Linked DNA regions of Mus musculus: regions 1 and 2 are each linked to region 3. The links are chromatin loops, found by intact Hi-C in ENCODE. Cell type or tissue: left cerebral cortex. All regions are shown on one strand.

Region 1 (8,000 bases), 120 kb after region 3:
GTTGCCAGTGGATACCTCCAGAGGTATCAGCCGGTCACCAATGCAGTGATGGATACACTGTATCTGTTTGAGTATAGATACATTGTATCTGCTTCTCACTCAGCCCAGATGGTCCCAGTCAGCATGTTCTGCCTTTTCCATGTCTTTCTCCCATAAACACCAAGGATACTTAGAAAGAATGAACCAAATCAAACCAAACCTCCCTTCATGATCCAAGTGAGTCTCTGTTGGCCTTTGTAAGGATGAACGCACATAAGAAGCAAAGATGTAGCCCAGCGCACATCCCTGTGACCTACTTTAGGCACAGGCTACCCACTTCTGCCTAGCTCCCGATCACAGTGGATACCCTGGTGGTTCTGAAAACACTGGGCATGGTGTTCACATCCACAGGTCTTACTGCTTTCTGCCCTCTTCCCTAGGGTCCCTTTCACCTGACTCCTACTGCGGCCCTGGGACTTCTGCATCCCCATCAGGACAAGATCATTGATGAAAACAAAAAGTGAGACAAGGGCTGGTGAGATGGCTCAGTGATTAAGAGCACTGACTGCTCTTCCAAAGGCCCTGAGTTCAAATCCCAGCAACCACATGGTGGTTCAAAACCATCTGTAACAAAAATCTGATGCCTTCTTCTGGAGTGTCTGAAGACAGCTACAGTGTACACACATATAATAAATAAATAAATAAATCTTAAAAGAAGAAGTGAGACAAGTTTGGGCTGTAGTTCGAACCAGATACAGAGAGCTCACAGGCTATAGAGAGCCAACTGCACTCGGCAGAAGGTGTCCACCCACAGCTTCTAGAAAGAGAGTATCGGAAACAAGGACCAGAGAGAGAACCCGGGGAAGTGGGAGCAAGAGCATCGCCTGTGGTTTCTATGGAAATATCAGGGGAAGAAAAGCAAGGGGCTTAGAGGACTACCTCTGGACCTCAAGGCAGTATGGCAAGGGCCTGAGTCAGAGCAGGAGGAGAGGAGCTAGTGGTGGTGGAGGGGAGGTGGAGTTGGGGTGGCTCGAGTTGGGGTGACTCTGCTTGGGAGTGATTGTTTGCCCAAGGAATGTGTTCTAAAGCCCCTTGGCCAACCGTTGGTCCCAGGTTCAGTTAGGCCTAGATAAAAACAATAGGAGACATGTTTCCTGAGCTGTATGTGACGCTGCTTCCCCTCGGAGCTCTGTCCCTTCTCCTTGCACTGGGGGCCTGGGAAGAAGAAGAAGCCTTTGATGTCCTCAGAGCTTAGGACCCAGGTAGAAAACCCCAGCTCCTCCTCAGGCCTAGGCCCTATCTGCCCCAGCCCTCTTGCTTTTTGTAGTGATCCCAGGGCTTGTGGGAGTTTCTCAGTTGTCCTTGGAGCTCCCCAGGGCTCCTCTTGATCCTCTTCCTACTGGCCAAACCCTCTCAGACACAGGCGACTAGACACTCCTTTATTTCGCCATACTCTACACCCTGTTCTTTACTCCACATCCCTCTCTACCCCTCACCCCTGCTCCCAACACCCACTTACACCCCACTCATCTGCCATTCACTCCACACACCTTGCACCTCACACCCTTCGCCTGGTTGCAGACACTACTCTCACACCAACCAGGTCCCCATGCCCCACCCAAGAGCAGGAGGGGCTGGTTATTTGGAGTCCATCCTGAAGACCTACAGAGCAAAAAGGTCCTAGCACTTTGGGCCACTCAGAGAAGAAACCAGTTTTCTGAGAACTGCACAGATACTAAACAGACTGGAGCCAGTTGAAACTGGAAAGAAGAGCTGGCTCTGACCCAGCGACAACCAGGCAGTATGTCCTGACTAGAAACCACTGGCTAGGTCTCCCTCCTGTAGGAGCAAGGGGAAAGGAAGTCATGGCTAGCCATCCCTCCTGCATACCACAGCTGCCCCGGTCCTGGGTACAGGGCTGCCGAGGGGTTCACTGTCTTTATTCATTGAGGTTTTCACAACTTAAGAAGAGACGTAGAAATGGCTGGGTGACCCAAGGACAGGATCACCTGTGTCTGTCCTAGGACTGTCGTAATTACCCTCAGCTCCTGGCAGAAGCCATTTAAAATTTATGAGTTGCCCAAATGCCAGATACTGAGACTGATGTGTGACCTCCAGGTACCTGGGAAGCAGGCAATGATTTGGGGGTTAGCCTGGCTGGACCTCACAGAGGCTATAGGACTAGGATTTGAGCCAAATTCACAAAGCTCCCTCTCTCTCTATGTCTCTCTCTCCCCCCCCCCCTCTCTCTCTCTCTCTCTCTGTGTGTGTGTGTGTGTGTGTGTGTGTGTGTGTGATATTCATTATATGCATTGTGTTGAGTTAGGATATACTCAGGGGTTGTCTGCACCACCCAAACTCTACTAATTTAAATGTCGATATTATAGAAACACCTTCCCAGATGCAGCTCTATAAGGCTTGGCCAAACATCTGGAGTTGGAGGCCAGCAAGGGACACATGTTACAGCTGTAGCCTTACCTTCAGCCCCCATGACCTTCTCGGCGTGAACCCTGAGCCCTGCTAAGGATGAGCAGGACCACAGGACGCATTCCCGAGTGATGAGTGATGCTTACCCAGCACCGCCAGGAGCCTGCTAAATCACAGATCAGATAGTATTAAATTTACTGTATTTTTCTTGTCTCTAGGTACCCGAAAGAGAAAACATGAAGAAAACCAAAACAGGCCCCCAGGCTAAAGCACAGGGTTCAGTGTTAGGTGTGGCATCTGCGTCTTGAGGCATCAAAGGCCAACTGGAAGGGCAGGACCAAGCTCTGCAGCCCAGATACGGTGAGTCTGTAGCTCTCCAAGACGGATTATCAGGATCAGATGGTGGCGTCTGCAGAGCTTGAAGTCCTGCTGACAAATTCTCTGCACGGGGAAACCGCTCACCCCTAGGCTCCTGTGAACAAGAACAGCATGAGGCACTGACTTAACCCTGCAGAAGGCTGCAGGAGAAGTTCAGCTGCAAAACGAAACTGAGCAAGAAAGATCAGGGTCTAAGATTTTCCTGGCCAAGTGCACACCAAGGCCTACATCGGTTCCCCTGATGATTCATTTCTTGCTAGCATTTCCCAAGTGATGTAGAACACAGAGCTTGTCCGTTGAGGTGATCTCTGGAGCTGTGCCTCCCTTGACCTTGGCTTTCTGGCCTCTGGCCCAAGGGAAATATAGAAGGTTTGATGCTGGGCCACTGTTTCTCGTTTCTATGTTAAGAGAGAAGACAGACACGGCGTGGCTCCCCAGCAAGGATAGTGAAGGCCCATGGTGCCGTTGAAATGCTTGTTTCCCTGGGAGGACGGTGGGGTAGGGAGAACCCAGGAGGCAGCTTGAGAGGAGCGTTTAGTCACTGGTGTTCCTTTGACAGGTAAGAGCATGCATAGGAGGGAAGCATGGGGTAGGTATGGGGAGAGTGTGGACTGGGCAGTCCTGATGAGCAGGGAGGCTGAAGGAAGCCAGCATGGGCAGCTCTGGACTGTACGGAAGGTGCCGAGGTATGACATACGGAAGGTGCTGGAGCCCAGGTCACCTTTGAAGGACTCAGCTCTGCAGTTTTGGTGCCGCTTAGATTCACTGTGTGTGAAGAGATCTCGTTTCTTCCCAAATGTTGATTCTAATTTTGAAATCTTTCTAACGAGACAGTAAACTACATAAAAGGAGAACAGACAGATTGCTCCACACACGGCCTGTGCTATGCTGTTCTAAAAGTGGGTGCTGGGTGGATGGGCGTTGGTCGCCTCAGCCGTGGGAGGCTACACCCCCCTTCCACTATCCTCGATCTTTATGCCTTTTGTGTCTACTCCCAAACTCTGTGAGCATCTGCCCTAGACCCGGAAGGAAGCCAAACAGCGGTGTCTTCAGACAGGAGGACCATGTGGCTCTCTCCTTTGATGACACACCACAGAAATCCCTGAACCCACAACTGAGCAGTAGCGGGGCAAGGAATCCTCACCAAGTGACTTGTCACCATGAGTAACAGTGGCCTTTCTGCCAGGTGGCAGCAAGCTCAGTAAAGCAGGGTAGCTGTAAGTGCCTGCCGGTGGGCTGCCTTTGAATTTGGCACGGATTGCCAAGTACACAAACAACAAAAGCAAAAATAGACAAACTCAAAAGCTGTGAAATTGTCAGTGGCCAAAGAACAGCCTGTGGAAAGATTGCTAACCACATACCTGATAAAGGGCTAATATCCAAGTGCATTAAAAACTGTCAAGCGGAGTCAGCTCCACACTGCCACCTGCATGGCAGCCTAGGAAACGCTGCTCAGAGACCACAGAGGAGCTGGGGTTCCCAACTCCACTGCAGAAAAGAATTTCAGAGCCAGTCAGTATGAAGCAGAGTTAGAGTTTAATCTTAGATTTAAGCTGGGGCAGGTGTGGAGCAGGGGTGGGGTATAGACAGAGACATTCGGAGAAAAGATCACACTTACCCAAGCCTGAGTCCCGGACTTCCCAAGAGAGAGCTGAACTTAACTGTCCTTACAAGAGCCACATAAAGGATTTGGGTGGCTGCTGAAGTTGCTTCTCAAAAGGCTGCCAAGGAACTTAAACAAAACTGTGGGGAGGTTTGTGAGATACACTGAGTAGGATTAAAGGTAGTCTGGTAAATATCTGGGCTGGAGAGATGGCTCAGCGGTTAAGAGCAATGACTGCTCTTCCAGAGGTCCTGAGTTCCATTCCCAGCAACCACACAATGGCTCACAACCATCTGTAATGGGATGCCCTCTTCCGGTGTGTCTGAAGAGAGCAACATTATATTCACATGCATAAAATAAATAAATCTTTATATATGGTAAAACCCCAGGTCATAAGGGTCACACGAGAGTGTTTGTTCTTATGGGGGCTCAGAGCTTCAGAGGACTCAAGTTCGGATCCCAGAACCCCTGTTGAGGAGTTCACAACAGAGGCGCCTGCCCTCATGTGCATACACACACACACACACACACACACACACACACACACCATACATACCCAGCAACTCTGATTCAAGATATGTGCCCAAAGACCTGCAATCAAGGTCTCCAGGAAACATCATCACCTGCACAGCAGTGGCTATCACAACTTCCACAGCAGCCAAGCATAGCTGAAAGGGTAGAAGAGATGAGGTGTCCACACAGAGGAGTGGTACCAGCCTTAAACAAAGCACATGCTATCACAAGCAACAAGGTAGGGCCGTGATTGGGAGCAAGACAGCCACAAAAGACAATTCCTAGGCTTGGAGAGATATGGCTCAGTGGGTTAAGGTGCTAACCACCAAGCCTGAAGACCTGGGTTCCCTCCCCAGGATCCACATGGTAGAAGAAAACCAACTCTCACAAGCTGTTTTCTGACCTACACATACATACACATGCACATGTGTACACACACACACATGCACATGCGCACACATACACACATGCACATGTGCACACACACATGCACGCAGTTTGTATACTACATTTATATATTAAATATATAAAATATATATAATTTAAAAATGATAATCCCAAGCCGGGCGTGGTGGCGCACGCCTTTAATCCCAGCACTCGGGAGGCAGAGGCAGGCGGACTTCTGAGTTCAAGGCCAGCCTGGTCTACAGAGTTAGTTCCAGGACAGCCAGGGCTGCACAGAGAAACCCTGTCTCGAAAAACCAAAAAATAAATAAATAAATAAATAAAATGATAATCCCTGTATGACCCACCCACAACAGGGAACTCATAGGCCCAGGGCAGCACCACAGAATACAAGAACTCTTGCTGACCTGGAGTTTTAGTCTGCAGGAGACGAAATCCCAGAGCCTGTGGCAAGGCAGTATCCTGTAGCTGACAACACAAGGCCCACACAGAAACTGGGACTGGGAATTTCATGTTGTATCTTAAGACCTTGCTTCGAAAGTTATTTATTTTATTTTGTTATGTATGAATGTTTTGTTGCGTGAACCATGTTTTGTGCCTGGTATCCGCAGAAGCCAGAAGAATGCTTCCGATCCCCTGGACCTGGAGTTATGGATGGCTGAATCACCGTGTAAGTGCTGGGAATCGAACCTGGGTCCTCTGCAAAGCAGCAAATGCTCTGAACTATTGAGCCACCTCTCCAGCTTTTGCTATCTTTTTTTTTTTTAAAGCAACTTGTAAAAACATATACAATAGAAGATCATTTAAAGAAAGCTTAGAACACGAATCAGGATCACGCCTCAGGTATTCCCAGACGCATGTCTCCATGGAACAAACACTGAAGCCGGCTTGAGAAGGGAAACAGAGGTGTGGTGAGGACCTGGAGTAGCTGCGGCAAACATTAAGATTCATTTTTTTTTTCTTTTTGGTTTTTTGAGACAGGGTTTCTCTGTGTAGCCCTGGCTGTCCTGGAACTCACTCTGTAGACCAGGCTGGCCTCAAACTCAGAAATCCACCTGCCTCTGCCTCCCAAGTGCTGGGATTAAAGGCATTCGCCACCACGCCCGGCAAGATTCATTTTTAAAATTGTTCTTTTTTCATTCATATGAAGAACTTGGTAATTTATTATTTCATTTATGTGTGTATGTCTATATTGTCTTAGTTAGGGTTTTACATGCTGTTAGACACCATGACCCAAGCAACTCTTATAAGGACAACATTTAATTGGGGCTGGCTTACAGGTTCAGAGGATCAGTCTATTATCATCAAGGGGGGGACATGGCAGTGTCCAGGCAGGCATGTTGCAGGAGGAGCTAAGAATTCTACATCTTGTCCCAAAGGCAAACAGAAGACTAACTTCCGGGCAGCCAGGAGGAAAGTCTCATCACTCACTCCCACAGTGACATACTTCCTCCAACAAGGCCACACCTCCTAATGGTACCATTCCCTGGGCCAAGCATATACAAACCACCACATGCATATATGATCATGTATACGCAGGTGCCATATGGAATCCAGAGGTCAGTCTCAGCTGTCATTTTTCATGTGCTGTTCATAGTTTTGGTTGGTTTGGTTTTTAGGAGACAAGGTCTTACTATGTAGACCTTGGCTTGCTGGGAGTTCACTATAGAGTCCAGGCTGGCCATGAACTCATAGAGATCCACCTGCCTCTGCCTCCTGAGTCCTGAGATTAAGGGCTTGTACCACTATGCCTGGCTACATTTTTTTTTCCTTAGTGCAGGTCTGGGGATCAGACTTGCATCCTCATGCTGGCTCGGCAAGCACATTGGATTTCCCAGGTTTCTTGGTGATTTTAAATAAGTCTCTGCCACTTCTGCTATCTTCATGCTCTGGAGCTGGCCTGTCTTTGTGATTGTTGGAGTGAGTTCCTGGGTTTATTTATGCCATGGGCAAAAATAATTCTCCTAGGAGACACAGCCTCGCTCTGGAATGTCTTGAGAGGATGGGCCACAGCAGCACGCATGGGTCCTGTGCCTGCAACCCACTGTCCCAGATCTGAGGGAAAGACGCAAGTGGCCAAGAGGGAGGTTCAGGCTGCTTTTCCTGGAGCCAAGTCTGAGCTGAGAGGTCTGGGTAAGATCGGCTCTACCCCACTCTAATCATCTCAGCTTCTTAAAGAATCTTTCTAATAGAAGAAACTGGGGAACAATTTAGGAGGAAGGTGGGCCCGGGGATCACCAATCCCTAGCCATTGCCTCCTTGTTGGTACCCTGCAGCAGAACCTGAAGTAATGACCTATTTGTGTGGCTAGCAGCCCTTCTGCAACACTGAGTGCCCGTGAGACCAGCTCCCTCCAGAGATGAATCAGACCCCTGGGAGCTGACCCCACCTTCAGCTTCTATACTAGACCTTGGTTTAGGAGCCCAAAGCCTCAGGCCACGGAAAGCTTGGCCCCCTGCAGAGCCAAAGCAAAGCACCGTTCCTTCCTCCCACTCCCCTCTGCACCCCCCAAGAGGTCATTCCAATTCTCTTGGGGTCTCCACTAACACCCAGCAGTGTTCCTCAGATCCCTGCCAGCTAGAACAGGGCCTGGGCACTTCCTGGTCCTGGATGGAAAAGCCAGCGCAGGCTTTGTTGTGGGCCTCTCCTGGGAGGACTAACACAGAGGACCCGTACCATTCTAGGACCTCTGCTA
Region 2 (8,000 bases), 130 kb after region 3:
TGATCGCACACAGGTGAAGGGTTCATAATTCCTCCCATTCCCAACCCACCCACGACAGAAGGGGTGTGTGGGTACCTGTGCCAAGTATATGCCACGTGTGTGAGTGCATTAATATGTCCCTGCATGTGGTGTGTGTGTCCCTGTACACACACATTTGATGAATTTGTGTTTGTATGCATATCGTCTATAGACTGACTGTGCTCTGTGTGGAATGTTTAATAAAATGTGTGTACACTTGTGTGCATTTTGTGTGTTCGCGCTTGTGTGCTGGTGGATGTTTGAATACGTCTGCCTGTGTGTTTGTGTAGACACCCCTATGTATACAATCATGTCTCCGTGTGTATATATTTGTGTGCCTTTGTGTGATGGTGTGCGAGCTGGCTAGGATTTTTTGTTTCGTTTTGTTTTGGTTTTTTTTTTTGTCAAGTTGACACAAGCTAGAGTTAGCTGAAAGGAGGGAACCTCAGTTGAGAAAATGCTTTCATAGGATCCAGCTGTAAGGCATTTTCTTAATTGGTAATTGATGGGGGAGGGCCCAGCCCTATGGTAGGCGGAGCCATCCCTGGGCTGGTGGCCCTGGGTTCTATAAGATGCAGGCTGAGTAAGCCAGGAGAAGCAAGCCAGTAAGCAGCAGCCCTCCATGGCCTCTGCATCAGCTCCCGCCTCCAGGTTCCTCCCTGTTTGAGTTCCTGCCCTGACTTCCTCCACTGATGGATGATGATGTAGAAGTGGAAGTCAAACACACCCTTTCCTTCCCAACTTGGTTTTGGTCATGATGTTTTGTCACAGCTATAGAAATCCTAATTAAAACGGTGTGTATTCACATTTGGAAGAGGAATGCTTGGCCTCCCTCCTACCGCAGCCCAAACGATGGGATCGCTGCACAGGGCAGGGGGCATTCTCCTCAGGCCCAGCTGCCCTCACTATCAATCAGGAAGTGGGGTCCTTTGAACTTTCAAAGGCTGGAATAAAGCCTGGGAAATGTCTGTATGCACAGAAGCCAAGAAGGGTCACCGCAAGATGAAGTGTGCTGTAGCTGTCCACTCTGGTCCCTCTGCCTTTCAGAACCAATGTCCTGGCTCTAGGGTGGTTCTTCTCCCGCCACACCAACTCTGTCCCATAGAGTCTGGGCCTGACTGTGGCCACTGGACTCTACGTTACTGAGAAGTTCGATGTTGCAGAGGTCCTGCACCAGATGCTAATTACAAGTAGGAGCTGGAGAAGACAGATGCACACTGATCAGTGCAGTCAGCAGGTGTGGCCTTGGCTTGATGTGCCCCGTGTCCTACATCTGTCACACCTGCTGGGCTGTGGGGCCCTGTACTGTGATTGATTGAATGTAGGTGACGTCATCTGCCTGAACTACAGGCACGGTCAGTGCTCGCACTGGTGTGGGGCTGGAGCTGTAAGGCTAAGCTCCCAGGCACGGGCTGAATGTCTCTCCTCCCTACCCCAGCATCACATCTGTCTGTGACTGGTCTCAGACAGGACCCGGATACCAGTCCAGGAGCCGTGTGCCACCTGTTTAGGGTGTGCCCACTCAGGCTGCCCTGGTGTCAGTTGATTGGCTGGTTGGCTAGACCAGGCCTTGGGTATTCTGGAGAATAAATCAACATGAAGCCTTGGTTGTGGGAGGGGAGGAGCTCGGCAGTTATTTCTCTTCCAGCACAGCCTCCCACCACGGGGCTCTCTCTGGGACCCAGACTGAGAGATAGCTCCCATCACAGCCTCCCACCACGGGGCTCTCTCTGGGACCCAGACTGAGATAGCTCCCATCACAGCCTCCCACCACGGGGCTCTCTCTGGGACCCAGACTGAGATAGCTCCCATCACAGCCTCCCCCCACGGGGCTCTCTCTGGGACCCAGACTGAGATAGCTCCCATCACAGCCTCCCCCCACGGGGCTCTCTCTGGGACCCAGACTGAGAGATAGCTCCCATCACAGCCTCCCCCCACGGGGCTCTCTCTGGGACCCAGACTGAGACAGCTCCCATCACAGCCTCCCCCCACGGGGCTCTCTCTGGGACCCAGACTGAGAGATAGCTCCCATCACAGCCTCCCACCACAGGGCTCTCTCTGGGACCCAGACTGAGAGATAGCTCCCATCACAGCCTCCCACCACGGGGCTCTCTCTGGGACCCAGAGAGAGATAGCTCCCATCACAGCGTCCCCCCACGGGGCTCTCTCTGGGACCCAGACTGAGATAGCTCCTCGGGTGGCTCCTGTCAGGTGGTGGTTAGTCTCCCTTACACACAGGATGACCATCTTCTCAGAACAGAGGATTTTCAACTAAAACCAGGACAAGTTGATCATCTGGCCACACTAAGAGATGAAACCTAGAGATGGAGTGTAACAGATCCATGATCCAGTTCCAGGGCAGGGCCAGCCAAAACTAAGGGAGAAAGCCTTCATAGGTATCAGCTCAGAGCTCAGTCCCTGGGCACAGAGCCCAAGCCTCCTCAGAAAGGCTTCCTTCCATACATATACACACACACATTACTAAGACCCCTTCAGGAGCTTGTCCCAGCTTGGCACAGACCCTAACTCTTTGGGAAAGCCAGATCTGTGCCCCACAACACAAATACCAGGGCTACCAGACCTCTGAAGTGACCTGTCCAGGTAGGTGCCCAGGGATGCTTCTATAAGTCTGGCTTTGAATGCACACATACACACGCTCACACACATACAACCACACACACTCAAATATATACACACTCACACACATACATACTCACCACTCACATACACACCACACACACACATTCACAGACACACTCACCATTCACATACACTCACACACCACATACACTCACATTCACACACACACACTCACATATACACTCACAACTCACATACACACTCACACACCATATACACTCACATTTACACACACACTCACAGACACACTAACCATTCACATACACACTCACACACAGCACACAAACTCACATTCACACACACTCGCAGACACACCACTCACATACACACACACACACACACACACTCACAGACATGCCACTCACAGACACACTCACAGACATACACACATTCACACACACTCATACATACACACCACACACACTCACATTCACACACACTCATAGACATGCCACTCACAGACACACTCACAGACACACACACATTCACACATCATACACACCACACACACTCACATTCACATACGCATCACACACACATGCACACACACACACTTACAGACTCACATACCACACACACTCTCACACATACACACTCACCACTCACAGACACACATACCAGACACCCTCACAGACACGCACAGACACACACACACACACACACACACACACACACACACACACACACTGGTATCTGCATTATACTGTGCTCCACCATGGTGGATGCTGAGCAGACAGAAGTGGTTTGCCACAACCATGGGAACAACCTTCACACTTTTATTCTTGTTGGTGTTCTTCAGTCCATTTGGCACACAGAAAGGGTGGGCTGGAGTGCTGAGGACACTGGCTCTTTGGTTTTGAGTGATGAGAGTCCAGGTGAAGTCATTGGCACATCTACAGCCTGGAAGGGGCTCCTACACTGTGGTGGCTCAGCATCCTTCCCTTCCATGCCCACTCATGCAAGGAGGTTAGCCTCCAGCACAGGGCATGAACACGGGAGGAAGGAGGAGGTGGTACAAGGTTGGGGTGCTCAGTGTGCTCCCCAACTCCTCCCAGTATTATTAGGTCTCCACTTCTTGGCTCCACACAGCTGGGATTGTGTTTGTCAGCAAGCTGTGACTTCAGGCTGTGACTTCAGCAGCCCCAGGAGGCAGAGTGGGCTCCTTAAGAAACAGTGACTCCAGGAGTTTGACAGCTCAAAGGAGGTGGCCCAACTGCAACTACCCTGCGCTGATTTCTGCTGCTCAGGCTTCTGTTTGCACAGTGCAAAGCTGGCCAGGCAGGGAGAGGACTGGACTTGTACAGATAGCAGCAGCTAGCTTGCACCCTCTGCTGGCTGCTTTCGGATGATAGCTTCACCAAAGCCGCAGCAGCATTCTGCCGCCATGCTGGAACACATGCTGGAACACAGTATATATAATGCGTGTGTGTGTGTGTGTGTGTGTGTGTGTGTGTGTGTGTGTGTGTGTGTGTGTGTGTGTTTGTGTGTGAGTGTGTGTGTGTGTGTGTATGAGGGTATGTTTGTGTGTGAGTGTGAGTGTGTGTGTGTGTGTGAGGGTATGTTTGTGTGTGTGGTGTGGGTGGGGAAGGGTGAGGGTGTGGTGAATATGTGTATGTGAGGGTATGTTTGTGTGTGTAGTGTTTGTGTGTATGTGTGAATCTGTGTATGATGTGTGTATGTAAGTGTATGGTGTGTGTGTGTGTGCGCGCGCACACTCAAAGCCAAGCTTACAGCAGTGCAGAATTCCAGCTGCAAGGGGTCGTAGCAGTAGACAGGATGCCTGAGCTCAAAGTTCACTGAAGAGGCAAGCAATGAGGCCAGTCCTTGACCAATGTGAGAATGGTAAACCTGTGTGTGCACAGAGCCTGATAAGGAGCCGAGGAAGCACTTCATTAGGAAAGACCTGGTGAGCTCCAGGTTTCATGAGAGGCTTTCCAAAAACAAGATGCAGGGGGCCCGAGAATGACGCCAGAAGGGCAGAGAATTGAGAATAAAGAATTGACCAAGGGCTGGAGAAATGGCTCAGCAGATAAGAGCACTGACTGATCTTCCTAAGGTCTTGAGTTCAAATCCCAGCAACCACATGGTGGCTCACAACCACCTGTAATGAGATCTGTCGCCTCCTTCTGGTGCATCTGAAGACAGATATAGTGTACTTACGTATAATAATAAATAAATCTTTGGGCCAGAGCAAGCTAGGACTGAGCAAGCAGGGCTGACCAGAATGAGCAGAGGTCCTAAAACTCAATTCCCAACAACCACAACCACATGAAGGCTTACAACCATCTGCACAGCTACAGTGTACTCACATACATAAAATAAATAAATCTTAAAAAAAAATAATTGACCCAGTCTGGCTTCCATTGTGACCATGAGTCCACACAAACATGTACATATATCTCACACAAACAGGTACATACACACACACAAACATGTACATACACATCACAGAGAGAGAAAAATTATTGTCAACAACAATACTTATTTAAGAAGCTCACAGTGGTAACATACACTTTGGCACTTGGGAGGTAGAGGCAGGTCGATCAAGGAATTCAGGGTCAGCCTTGGATATATAGAATTTTCAAGGCTAGCCTGGGCTACATCAGACCCTGTCTCAAAAACAAAACAAAAGACTAACATTTGAGTCTCACAATGTTCAGCGTGGCGCCTTTGTTGGCTCTCCTGTTCCTTGGAGGAACCCTGAAGTAATATTTCAGCTATCAGCTATCAGAAATGGGTCCTAGACATGCAAACGGACTTACGTGTGCACGGGAGCACATCCAGGAAGCAGGCATGGGGAGCGAAAGGGACAGGAGAAGTTACATAACGTAACAAGTGGCAGGCATCATCTAAAGAGTCAAGGATGTCTTGTGTCCATCTTTAGCCCTGCTACCCTGGAAACCAAAACAAACAATCCCACAAATTAAGTGGTTAAGACTGCTGCGTCGGGCTGCACCAAGGAAACCAGCTGCTGCCCTCCTTGGTCAAGCATCTATTCCAGCACCAGGACCACCAGGATCCTAAGCCAAGCAGGCATAAGGCCTGGGCCATGGGAGTCCAGGCGTGGCAGCTTCACAGTAAGTCGTCTTTCAGGTTTTGAAAGGAATGTGGCCTTCCCAAGGACATGGAGAAAGGTTGGCAGAGATGTAGAGACACCTGAGCCTTACTCCAGGTCCTGAGACCAAGAGCTCATATTTCTCCCACTCTGTTCTCCCCTGCAAGGTGTTCTGCCCTGCCTGTCTGGCCAGAGAGGCCGTGAGCCCAGGGTAAAATCCATCTTGACTGACTTTAGGAGACTGGCTCTTTCCCAAACACACAGGCTGCTCTGGGGCCCCCAAGGAGACAGAAGCCACCAATTGACTCCTGGTGATAGAGCAGTGGCTGTTGCCCCGTCAAAGGACATCAAGGACCCTGGGACTTTGTCTCCATTCCACCCAGAGGGGGAAGCAGATGAATGGGGTGGCAGTGGAAAGTGGCTGGGGCAATCTGAGTTCGAACCTTGAAACCGGAGACCTGGCAGATCAGGCCAGCTTTGTACCTACCTTCCAAGGAAGGACCCTGGCTCTGAGAGTGCCCAGCCAAAGTCAGGGGCCAAGCTAAGTTGGCACAAGCTAGAGTCCAATGTGCCAGGGACATTCCGTTAACAAAGCACAAAGGGTTGAGGAGAAGCAAGCCGTCCCGTCTCTGCACAGGCTAAGCCTGGCTGTGTTTACCCAGCAGGACAGAACGTTCTCTGTTGAAAGCTCCTTGGTGGCCCTACTGTCAAGTCCTCAGACCCCAGACTCAGGTCTGTACAGAGTAAGCCTCCCACAGCACTGCTGGAAGAAGCCTGCAGCGAGGTCCTAGAGCTCAGCTCATAAGTTAGATGCAGCCACTTCTCGGGCTCTCAGAACCAGCAGGAAGGGAGCTGCTGGGGTCCCACTGAGGCTGGTTAAAGAAGGCCTTTGGGGACAGAATAACACCGAGAACTACTTCCGAGTACCTACATCTTACTACTTCTGGTCATGGAAACCGCCCAGCTGGATGCTCTGCAGCCCTGAGCAGCCACGGTAGCATTCAGAGGCTCAGCCTCAGCTTCCCCAGCACCGCCTCTTCCTGTCTCTCATCTCTGCTCAGTGAGATGATGGACAAGAGACAGTGACTTGCATCAGCCTAGAGAATATCCCAACCAGGCTGAGGCAGGAAGTTCACTTAGAGTTCCAGACAACCTAGGCTACAGGGTAAGACTTGGTCAAAATTTTAAAAAGAGAGAGAGAGAGAAGAGGAGAAGGGAGTGGGCGGGGGGGGGGGGGACCTTGAAAGGACCTCAGTGGTAGAGCACTTCTTGCCTAGTGTGCAAGAAGTCCTGGGTCCACCGGAAGGAGGACCACCCTTGGCCCATGGGAGGGAAGAAAGGAGAGGGGAGGGGAGGAAAAGAAGGAGGAAGAAAGAAGGGAGGGAGGGAGGGAAATATCAAAACTGAAAAACTATAAGGCTCAGAAATAAAATAGCTGGCAAAGAAGGTTTCACTACCTCACCCTGTCGCTAAGCCTTGAAGCCAACACCTGACCCACCACCATCTCTAAATGAGTTCTGTTCCCACTGAACCCTGCTGGTCTCGTGTCCCAGACCTCTGTGTCATCTCATCTCTACCCCATCCTCACCTGTCAGATCAACCCTTGAGCCCTCGAGAAGCCAAGGAGAGGAAATAGAAGGCCACACTCCCCACAGCTGAGGGGCGTGGCCCCTCGGGGTGGCTGCAGTCCAGGGAGCAAAAAGCAAGGCAGAGAAACGGGGAAAGCAAACAGGAAATAGCACAGGCAGCAGCAAGGAGCTGAAATGGATGTTAGGAACCAATCGACCCGGAAGGAGACTCCAAGAGACTCTCTTCTAAGCAGAGCTGAGATCCACAAAGTCGAGATGCGCATGCTCCGTTATCACTTACCACCTTGCGTTGTGTCTGGAGCGCTGGGATCGCACCGGAAGTCAGCGCTGAATTAGCTCAGCTTTTCTACACAGACACCTCAAGTGTCCGAGCCTGCCCCGCATTTCCTTTTCCTCTCTGAGGATGTAACGAATTATCTTGACACAGGGAGACCAGACACAACGTTCTACAGGTGAACTCACAGTTCGAGGCAGTAGCTGGCTAGTGGAGGTGCTGCTGCTGCTGGGGTGGGGAGTAGTAGTGGTAGGGAGGTCGGTGGTGGTGGTGGAGGTGGAGGTGAAGATGAAGCAGAAATGGTGGAGATGTGATGTTGGCGGTGGTAATAGTAATAACGGTGGAGATGCTGGAAGAGAAGTGCAAATTGCAAGTTGCAAATGACTTGAGAGCCCGTGATTATAATCCCAAAACAAATAAAATA
Region 3 (8,000 bases):
GTGGTGAAGTCATCATCCCCAGAAGAACCCCCCGACCACGCCCTTCTGGGTGTGACCGCTCCTCACCCACGCTAACATCCAGCACCGCTTGCTTTCCTTCTGAACTTCACAGTTAGTCAGACACTTCATCCTCTTCCCTGCCTTGCTTCCTTCACTCTTGCCTTGTTGGTAAGATTCATTCTTATTTGGTCACTCATTTGGTGGTGTGTGTGTGTGTGATGGTATGTGTGTTTTGGTGAATGTGTAAGGTGTGTATATATGTGTGTACGTGATGGTGTGTGTGTGATAGTGTGTGTTATGGTATGTGTGTATGTGTGTGTGAGATGGTGTGTGTATGATGGTGTGAGTGTTTATGTGTTGCTGTGTGTATGTGTGTGTGTGATGGTGTGTGTGTGTGTGTGTGTGTGTGATGGTGTGTTTATGTGTGATGGTGTGTGTATGTGTGTGTGATGGTGTGAATATGTGTGCATGATGGTGTGTGTGAGACTGTGTGTGTATATGTGTGTTATGGTGATGTGTGTGTACATGTGTGTGTAGACAATGACATTTTGAGTTCATACTGCAAAATAGCGTATCTTACCCAATGGGTAAATATGGAACAGATATTTTATTTTCAAATATTATTCTTGCTGGTCAGCACTAATGATTAATTTTTACACTTTGAGCTTCATGATCCTAATGAGAGTTCTTAATTTATTAATTATAATTATTATAGTAAGGGGATGAAGGATGGGTGAGATTGGGATGTCTGTAAGTAAGGAGCCAGTGCTCACAAACTGGGCCCTGTGTTGGAATTCTTCCTCCTGATATGGACAGTCATGACTTTGGCCAAGACCCTACTGGATGGTCTGACAGCAGCTCATTCACATGATATTTCCCATCTTCTCTCACAAAAAGTGTTGACAGGTTCTTCTCATTATTTTTTTCTCTCCTCATTATCTCTCAGTAGAAAAGGAGAGTAAGGACTGGTATTGGTTGGGTCCTAGAACTCAAGGAGACACTGCCAGTGGGTGGGAACTACCAGCTTGGGTCCTAGCAACTTGAGGAAGCTAATTAGCCAGAGGGCTGGCTACACAAGCACACACGTGCAGTTCAGCTTCATAGACAGCATAAGGGACCTTTAGGGCCCTGAGGGATGGTCAGAGTTGGGCTAGAGGGCCCCCATGGAGATAAGAATTTAAAAACTAAAATTCTGGGTCAGGCATGGTGGTCCATGCCTTTGGCACCAAAACTCAGCAGGCAGAGGCAGGTGGATCTCTGGTCTGAGGACAGCTGCCTCTACAGAATGAGTTCTAGGATAGGCAGGGCTACACAGAGAAATCCTGTCTCAAAACAAAACAAAAAGCAAATGAACAACAACAACAAAAGAAATAAACATAGCAAAATAAGTTACATATTATAAAAGCTAACAAGAGCTGTAAACTTAAAACAAACAAACGAATAAACAAACAAACAAACAAACAAACAAAAACCACCCAAACGTAGTATTCTTATCAGACCCACTTGGCACAACTTTACAGTGCTTATTCCTCTTCTTGAACTTTTTAGCCACCAACCTTCTGACTCCCTCAAGTTTGAGATATATCTCTTCCAGGATGAGTATCAAGAGATACACACAGACTTTGTGCTTTGTGGGACAACTTCAGGCTTGTTGCCTTACAAACATAGGGATTCAGACCAACACTTACAATTGCATCCCCTGCCTCCAGATACATTCTTGATGCTGAGCAGACAGAGCTGAGCATGCCGGGCCTACCAATGAGTGGTTTGTTGTTGTTGTTGTTGTTGTTGTTGTTTGGTTGGTTGGTTTTGGTTTTGGTTGGTAAGGCACTGCAGCAGTCGGACTCTCAGTTTCATTCATCCCAGGCTCAGCAGCTCTTTGCTCCTGGATCCTCCAGTGCTGAGGGAAGATAAAGCTGCCAAGATTTGTACAGAGGGTGGCAGTTTCAGCCTTGGGCACTGCTCCCACACCTCTGTAGCTGTGTCTGCAGTCCTGAAGGAGACATGAAGTGTGTACTACACACCAGCAGGAGAGGCTCCAGTTCATGCCAGCAGCATAGGCTCTTGGCTTCCGTTGACCACCCCCGCCCCCACCACCACCACCATGCAAAGTGCTCCCATGCCTCCTCCCTAATCTCCCTTCCTTTGGCTCTATGTCCCATTAAACACAAACAAAATGTCTCTCTAGCCTTATTTTTCTTGGCTTGCTTCCCAAAATATTCACAGCTACTTCAAGGCCACTCTCCATATGTTGGGAAGTTATAGATAAAATGGATAATGGCCCCAATCCACAATGATTAAAGTAGAAACAGTTTGCAACATCTACAGAAACAAAGTATCATGTGCCCACTTTGTCAGGTCTTAGCAGTAACACTAAGCAAAGGCTTGCGCCAGACATATATAGAAACCAATACTGTAGCAATGGTTTTGCAAAAAGTTATTGTAGTGTCAACCATCAAGGAGACAGAAGGCACACACAAATCTACCTACTTGATCAGACAGAGCACAGGAATTCAGGTGGCCCAAGGGCAAAAGAGAGCCGAACGGTCCTAACTTGGGAGTTGCCAGTCTTTTTGCTGCTCTGCTCTGTTTCACTGCAGGAGAGAGTGTACCAGGTTTTTAGTCCATTTCCAAGACAGCCCGTTCCTGTTCTTCAGATCCTGTGTGGGAGACTTTTGATTTCCCAGGTGCTCAAGGTCATTTTTGGTCAGGTCCTAGGGTTTCATCCCGAAAACAGCTTGCATTGCAGCTTTAAAGGCTGACAGCACTAAGGCCCTGAATGACGGGTGAGTCTGCCACCCATTCGGGATTGAAGAAATTACCTCTTGACAGGCCCACTTCTGTATCTCTGCGGCCACATCATCTTTGCAAGTCTCACTTGCCACACTGCATGGTTGCATATAGGATCCCAGGTAGGACGCTGTCATTTCCTTTATGGAACTCAAACCTGTCACTTAGCATCTCTGTACTTCAGGTTGTCCTGGCTGTAAAATGGGTATAAGTAATGCTAATATTAAAGGAATTCGTTTTGACAGAATGGTTACAACAACATCTGGGACATAACAAAGGCTCAGTATTTAACTAGCTCTTGTCTTTTTTTTTTTAAGATTTATTTATTTTATTTATATGAATACACTGGCTGTCTTAAGACACACCACAAGAGGGCACCAGATCCCATTACAGATGGTCGTGAGTCACCATGTGGTTGCTGGGAATTGAACTCAGGACCTCTGGAAGAGCAGCCGGTGCTCTTAACCACTCTCCCTTTCTCTCGGCCCCTAGCTCTTGTCTTTACCACCAGCAAAATAATATTAATATTAACAGCACACAGCTCTTCTTACACCAGAAGCAAATCAGAAGCATTAGTGACCAGGCAGAGAAAGGGCAGCACAAAATGAACAGACAATTAGCTTTTCAGATAATACTACGGCAGCCAAAATTGCACTTAACTAAAGACTGTAAGGAAATTTGCTGGACCATGAATACACACAAGGTCACAGCATGCCAAAGAGAGGGAGCGCTAACAAAGGGTGGTATCCTGCATCCAAATGAGAATCAATGATTTTTAACAGAAAAATCATACATTTGTCTGCAATCAAACTTAAGTCCTACTCATCAGGACTGGCTATCAAGACAATAATCTCTCCTGAGGGACTGCAAAAGCAGGCAGGCCCCACAGCACTCTCCCCCTCCAAACCAAGACACTTGTGTGGAGGAGCAAGGGCAGCTGGAGGAACAGGAAGAGTGGAAGAAGCAGGGTGATCATGGTGAGAGGGAGACCGCGGAAAGGAGGTTGTGGAGTAGAAAGAGAATAGGGGGCGACCTAAGGAGGGAGAAGGAGGAGAGGGAAGAGAAAGAGCCGGGAGGGAAGGGGGAACAGAAGGATGGGGAGGAGGGGGCAGGGCAGGAGGAACTGGAGAGCAAGAGGAGGAAAGGAAGCTTGGGAAGGAGCCGGGAAAGGGGGGTGGGGGGATGAGAAGCCCACAGCAGGGGCCAGGGGTAGCTCGGGGTCCGCGTGGGTTGGCGTGGTGGAGCCAGCTAGTCCAGCCGCACCGTTTCGAGGCGCCGGCGTAGTTCACCAGCGCGGCGCGCAGACGGGGGCGCTGTGGTCTCGGATAGAAGAAGGAGCCGCCGGACCCGCCTCTTTCCCCGCCCGCCGGTGTCGCAGGGAAGCCTGGCGGAGCAGGCTCGGCCACATCGCGGCCGCGCGGGCACAGACGCCCAGCCGAGTGCGGACCGTGCGCCGCCTTTGTCCGCCGGTGGCAGCTGGTCTCGCGGCCGCCGCCCCGCGATGGCCCCGCAGCAAGGCCGGCCGGCGCTGCCCGCCCGCTGCGAGCCGCCGGCGGCGCCGCCGGTACCGCCTCGCCGAGAGCGCGGGGGGCGCGGGGCGCGCGGGCCCGGGGTGTCCGGGGGTCGGGGGCGCGCGGGCGGCGCCGAGGGACGCGGCGTCAAGTGCGTGCTGGTCGGCGACGGCGCGGTGGGCAAGACCAGCCTGGTGGTCAGCTACACCACTAACGGCTACCCCACCGAGTACATCCCTACGGCCTTCGACAACTTCTCGGGTGAGCGCCGGGCGGGGCGCGGCCTCGGGCTGGGAGGCGCGGGGCGGCGCGGGTCTCGGGGCAGCGGCTCGGCGAGGTGGCAGCGGGGTGTCCGACCGGTCTGGCTCCGGGATTCCGGAGCGAGCTGCAGCTCAGGTGGCCTTCCCACCTGCGCCCTCCGGGGCGGCTCACTTCCAGCGGATCTTCGCCTGGAGCAACCCGGATTGCTCCCGTGTGTGAGCCGGCCAGGCGCACCAAGGAGGGCTGGGGCTTGCGAGAACGTTCCTTTCTTCTGAGCCCAGCGCCTGCCTGGCCTGCGCCCCGCCTGCGCTGTCTCGGTTTCTGACGGTTGGCCCAGTCCCTCCAGCTTGGCGTTTAGTTACAGCAAGTTCTCAAGGGTGGGTGGGTTCGTGGATCACACAAAGATAACAAAAGTAAAGCAATCATTTCTCTTGATTTTTTAAAAAGTCTTTCAGGAATTTAAGAAAAAGTTACAAAAAAAAAATCACATTAAGCTAGTGTGAAAAATCTTCCTCCTAAAAAATTTACCTCCGACTTCCAGTCTCCGTGGCCAGTCTCTAATTTCAGAGACCCTATGGATAAAACAGAAGTGCATGGTGCCCCCTCCACCGCTCACTAGCATAAACATTTATAAACAACCAGAAATGCTATCAGAAGGAGACAAATTGCCTAATATAAGCTGAAACCTCCGAGTCTTTACTGGATGGGGGGTCCTTGCTCTCACCCTATCTCTGGACCCTGGGGGAAAATCTGTGTGGCTTCTCTCTGCCAGCTTTTCTTAATCCTCTTTTTGAACTGACAGAGAGAAGTGCCCATTTCCACACACGCACGGGTGATAGGCCGCCTGTGTTTGCACAAGTTCTCAAAACTGCTGGAGTTTTATGATAAACCCTGAAGCAGGGAGATTTTTTTTTCCCAAGAGAAAACAGGATTATCTATGAGGTTGTCCACTGATTTAAAAGTGCAGAGTTGGTTTCCCACCTTGTGTTGTTTCTAGGCTCTTTGAAACAAGGGTGACAGGAAAATTAATCTTCCAGGCTTGAAAGGAAAACAAGCCTTCCGGGGCACCTTCTGGAGGTCAGGGCTTTGCTGCTTCATGCTCTGTGGTGGAGGGAGCCCCCCACCTTGGAACATTTGTACACTTCCATGGGTTTCTGGGCGTAGCCAAGTCCTTAGTTCACTAAGAGAACCCAGAGCAGGAACTGCCAATCTGCTGAGAGGGTAAAAGATGTCCTGATAATCATCTTGCTCTTTTTTTTTTTTCTTTCTCCCAAGCCGTGGTGTCTGTAGATGGGCGGCCTGTGAGACTCCAGCTCTGTGACACTGCAGGACAGGTCGGTATCAAGTTACACAGCTCAGGCACTGGGAAAGGAAACAGCCTTTTAAAGGTTTCCAAACAACCTTTGCAGTTTCCAAATGATTCCCTTAGTAACTGGGTCATTGTGAAACTCGCCGAAGCAGGCCCACCCCTGCTTCATCTCCTTTGAGGGCAGTGGGAGGAGGCCAAGAAGGACACCTCGGGGCCAGTGAAACAGGGTCGGCCTGTTCTGGGAAGGAGCTGGGGAGGCAGCCATCGCTGCGGGAACTGCCCCTTATCTTCATAGGACTTTCGGGTACCTCTCATGGCCTAGCTTAGGCTACAAAAGAAAAACCACAGGAATGGTTTGTAAGCGTTTCTCAGAGGAAGCCCCTCATGTCCTATAATCCATTGATTCAAGGCTAATGAACCTGAGACTTAAACGCTTGTTCAAGGAAAAAAAAGAAAAAAAAAAAAACCAGTAGCTTATGTTAACAAATGTCTTTCCCTGCTCTAGAGCAGTGGTCAGAGTCACCATAAATGGAGCAGGGAAAGGCAGGGCCACTCTGTTTGGTCATTCTTGTCTCGGGGGCAAAACACTAGAAAAGGAAGCCAGGCAGGAGGCATAGGTGTAGGACCCCCTGAGTGCCCCACAGAAGGGTTAAAGCTGCCCTAGAAGCTGTTCTAGCCACTGAGGTCCTAAGTACTCAGGTGCCCAGGTGACAGCAAACTCTGCTCTCCCAATGTCTGGAGCTGACAGGGTACAGTGGGGATAAGTAACCCCTTTGCTTCCCTGACTGTCCGTGCTAAGGAAAAAGCTGGCCTTCCTGTGTCTCCAGATCTCATCCAAGCCAGGGCCTTTAGCTAACTCATTACTGTAAGACAGCAAACTTGGGACTCGGGACTGGCTTATTCTTGAGACCTTGAGGAGACAGAAGACAAGGCTGTCTTAATGGACTGCTGGGAAAGCTGTTTGGCACCTTTGCTATGAGTGGGGGAAAGCCAACGACCATCAGTATATCACTGTGTGGTAAGGGAACATCAAAATCTAGGCACATTTGTTCGTGCCTGTGACTCCAGCTCTCAGGAAGCTCCACCAGAAGGCCAGCCGTGAGTTCAAAGGCAACCTGAGCTGTGTGGTGAGTTCAAGGACAGTCTAGGCATAAAACACAATCTGAGCAGTGGTGGTGCATGCCTTTAATCCCAGCACTCGGGAGGCAGAGGTAGGCGGGTTTCTGAGTTCGAGGCCAGCCTGGTCTACAGAGTGAGTTCCAGGACAGCCAGGGCTATACAGAGAAACCCTGTATAGCCAAAAAAAACCCCAAAACAACAACAACAAAAAAAACCAAACAAACAAACAAACAAAAAACAAAACCAAAACAAAACTAAACAAAAAAACCCATAAAAACAAAAAGACAGAAATGCCAGGCAGCAAGGTGGTGCATACCATAATCTCAGCACTTGGGAGAGGAAGCTCAAAGTCAATGACTCTATTGGGCATTTGAGACCAGCCGGGTCTATGAGACCCTGTCTCTTAAAAAACATGCCAGCAAAGGAAAACATCAAAGAAACAGTCTTGGGTCTTTCTCTTTTTGCATGATGTCCTCTGCATTGTTTTATATAGATGGAAGAGGCTGGGCTTTCCCATCTGTAGAACACGGACAGAAATCTGTAGTTGCTGTAGGCACCCCGAGGATCACAGAGAAGGCAGGAAGCCCAAAGAGCCTCAAGACACAGTCATCATGGACTCCAGTAAGGAGCTGCTAGGATGCTGGCTCAGGAATCACTTTGCCACCCCTCAGATGTCTCTACTTGGCTTCTGAGGAGGTGAACTTCCCTCGGAAGATGAGTCCTGGGTTGGAGTCTGATACATCTCAGGGTTCCATGTGGTTTTAGTTCTTGAATCAGAATGTGTGAGCCATCAGCCTGTGGACGGCTGTGGGCTTGCCTGCTGCAGACCTGGGGTCAGTAGACCAGTTCTGAGCTCAAGGAGAACAGCCCAGTGCAGAGAAAAGCCTTGGCCGTGGGTGCTTGAGAGGGGATCGATACGTTGGAAAACTCGTATTTCTAAACAGCATTTCTAAACAGGAGTTCGATGTTCCCTTCCTATAGTCTCCAAAGAGCCGGGGAGCGTTTGGGAC

Evidence for each region. Peaks named below come from ENCODE experiments on the same cell type or tissue, not always from the same donor. Only the 100,000 strongest peaks of a DNase experiment are listed, where the experiment ranks them.
Region 1: a loop joins it to region 3, with 5 times the contacts of the local background. A loop is called at or near these places in 32 of 42 quality-filtered maps.
Region 2: a loop joins it to region 3, with 7 times the contacts of the local background. A loop is called at or near these places in 23 of 42 quality-filtered maps.

What each region holds. Positions count from the first base shown.
Region 1 is chr8:123,764,961-123,772,960 of GRCm38, forward strand. No RefSeq gene overlaps it. Among named protein-coding and RNA genes, the nearest start is that of 4732419C18Rik, 15 kb to the left of the region's middle. In left cerebral cortex, a CTCF peak has its summit at 4,216; DNase peaks (open chromatin) are centred at 821, 2,857, 3,717, 4,164 and 1 more place; H3K27ac peaks cover 1,244 bases.
Region 2 is chr8:123,780,092-123,788,091 of GRCm38, forward strand. It overlaps Gm36188 (a long non-coding RNA gene), which reads right to left. Exons shown (of 3, transcript XR_003947606.1): 2 at 5,421-7,925. Among named protein-coding and RNA genes, the nearest start is that of Gm36188, 7.0 kb to the right of the region's middle. In left cerebral cortex, a CTCF peak has its summit at 3,975 (motif pointing left); DNase peaks (open chromatin) are centred at 3,972 and 6,327; H3K27ac peaks cover 2,650 bases.
Region 3 is chr8:123,649,655-123,657,654 of GRCm38, forward strand. It overlaps Rhou (ras homolog family member U), which reads left to right and starts at 4,275. Exons shown (of 3, transcript NM_133955.4): 1 at 4,275-4,562; 2 at 5,838-5,896. The coding sequence starts at 4,292. Gm35930 (a long non-coding RNA gene) reads left to right here. Exons shown (of 2, transcript XR_388158.1): 1 at 1-168; 2 at 1,867-2,181. Gm35874 (a long non-coding RNA gene) reads right to left here and starts at 3,082. Exons shown (of 3, transcript XR_388157.3): 1 at 2,823-3,082; 2 at 2,491-2,594; 3 at 1,372-1,916. In left cerebral cortex, CTCF peaks have their summits at 3,161 (motif pointing right) and 4,105; DNase peaks (open chromatin) are centred at 1,920, 4,121, 4,605, 4,811 and 1 more place; H3K4me3 peaks cover 2,656 bases; H3K27ac peaks cover 2,801 bases.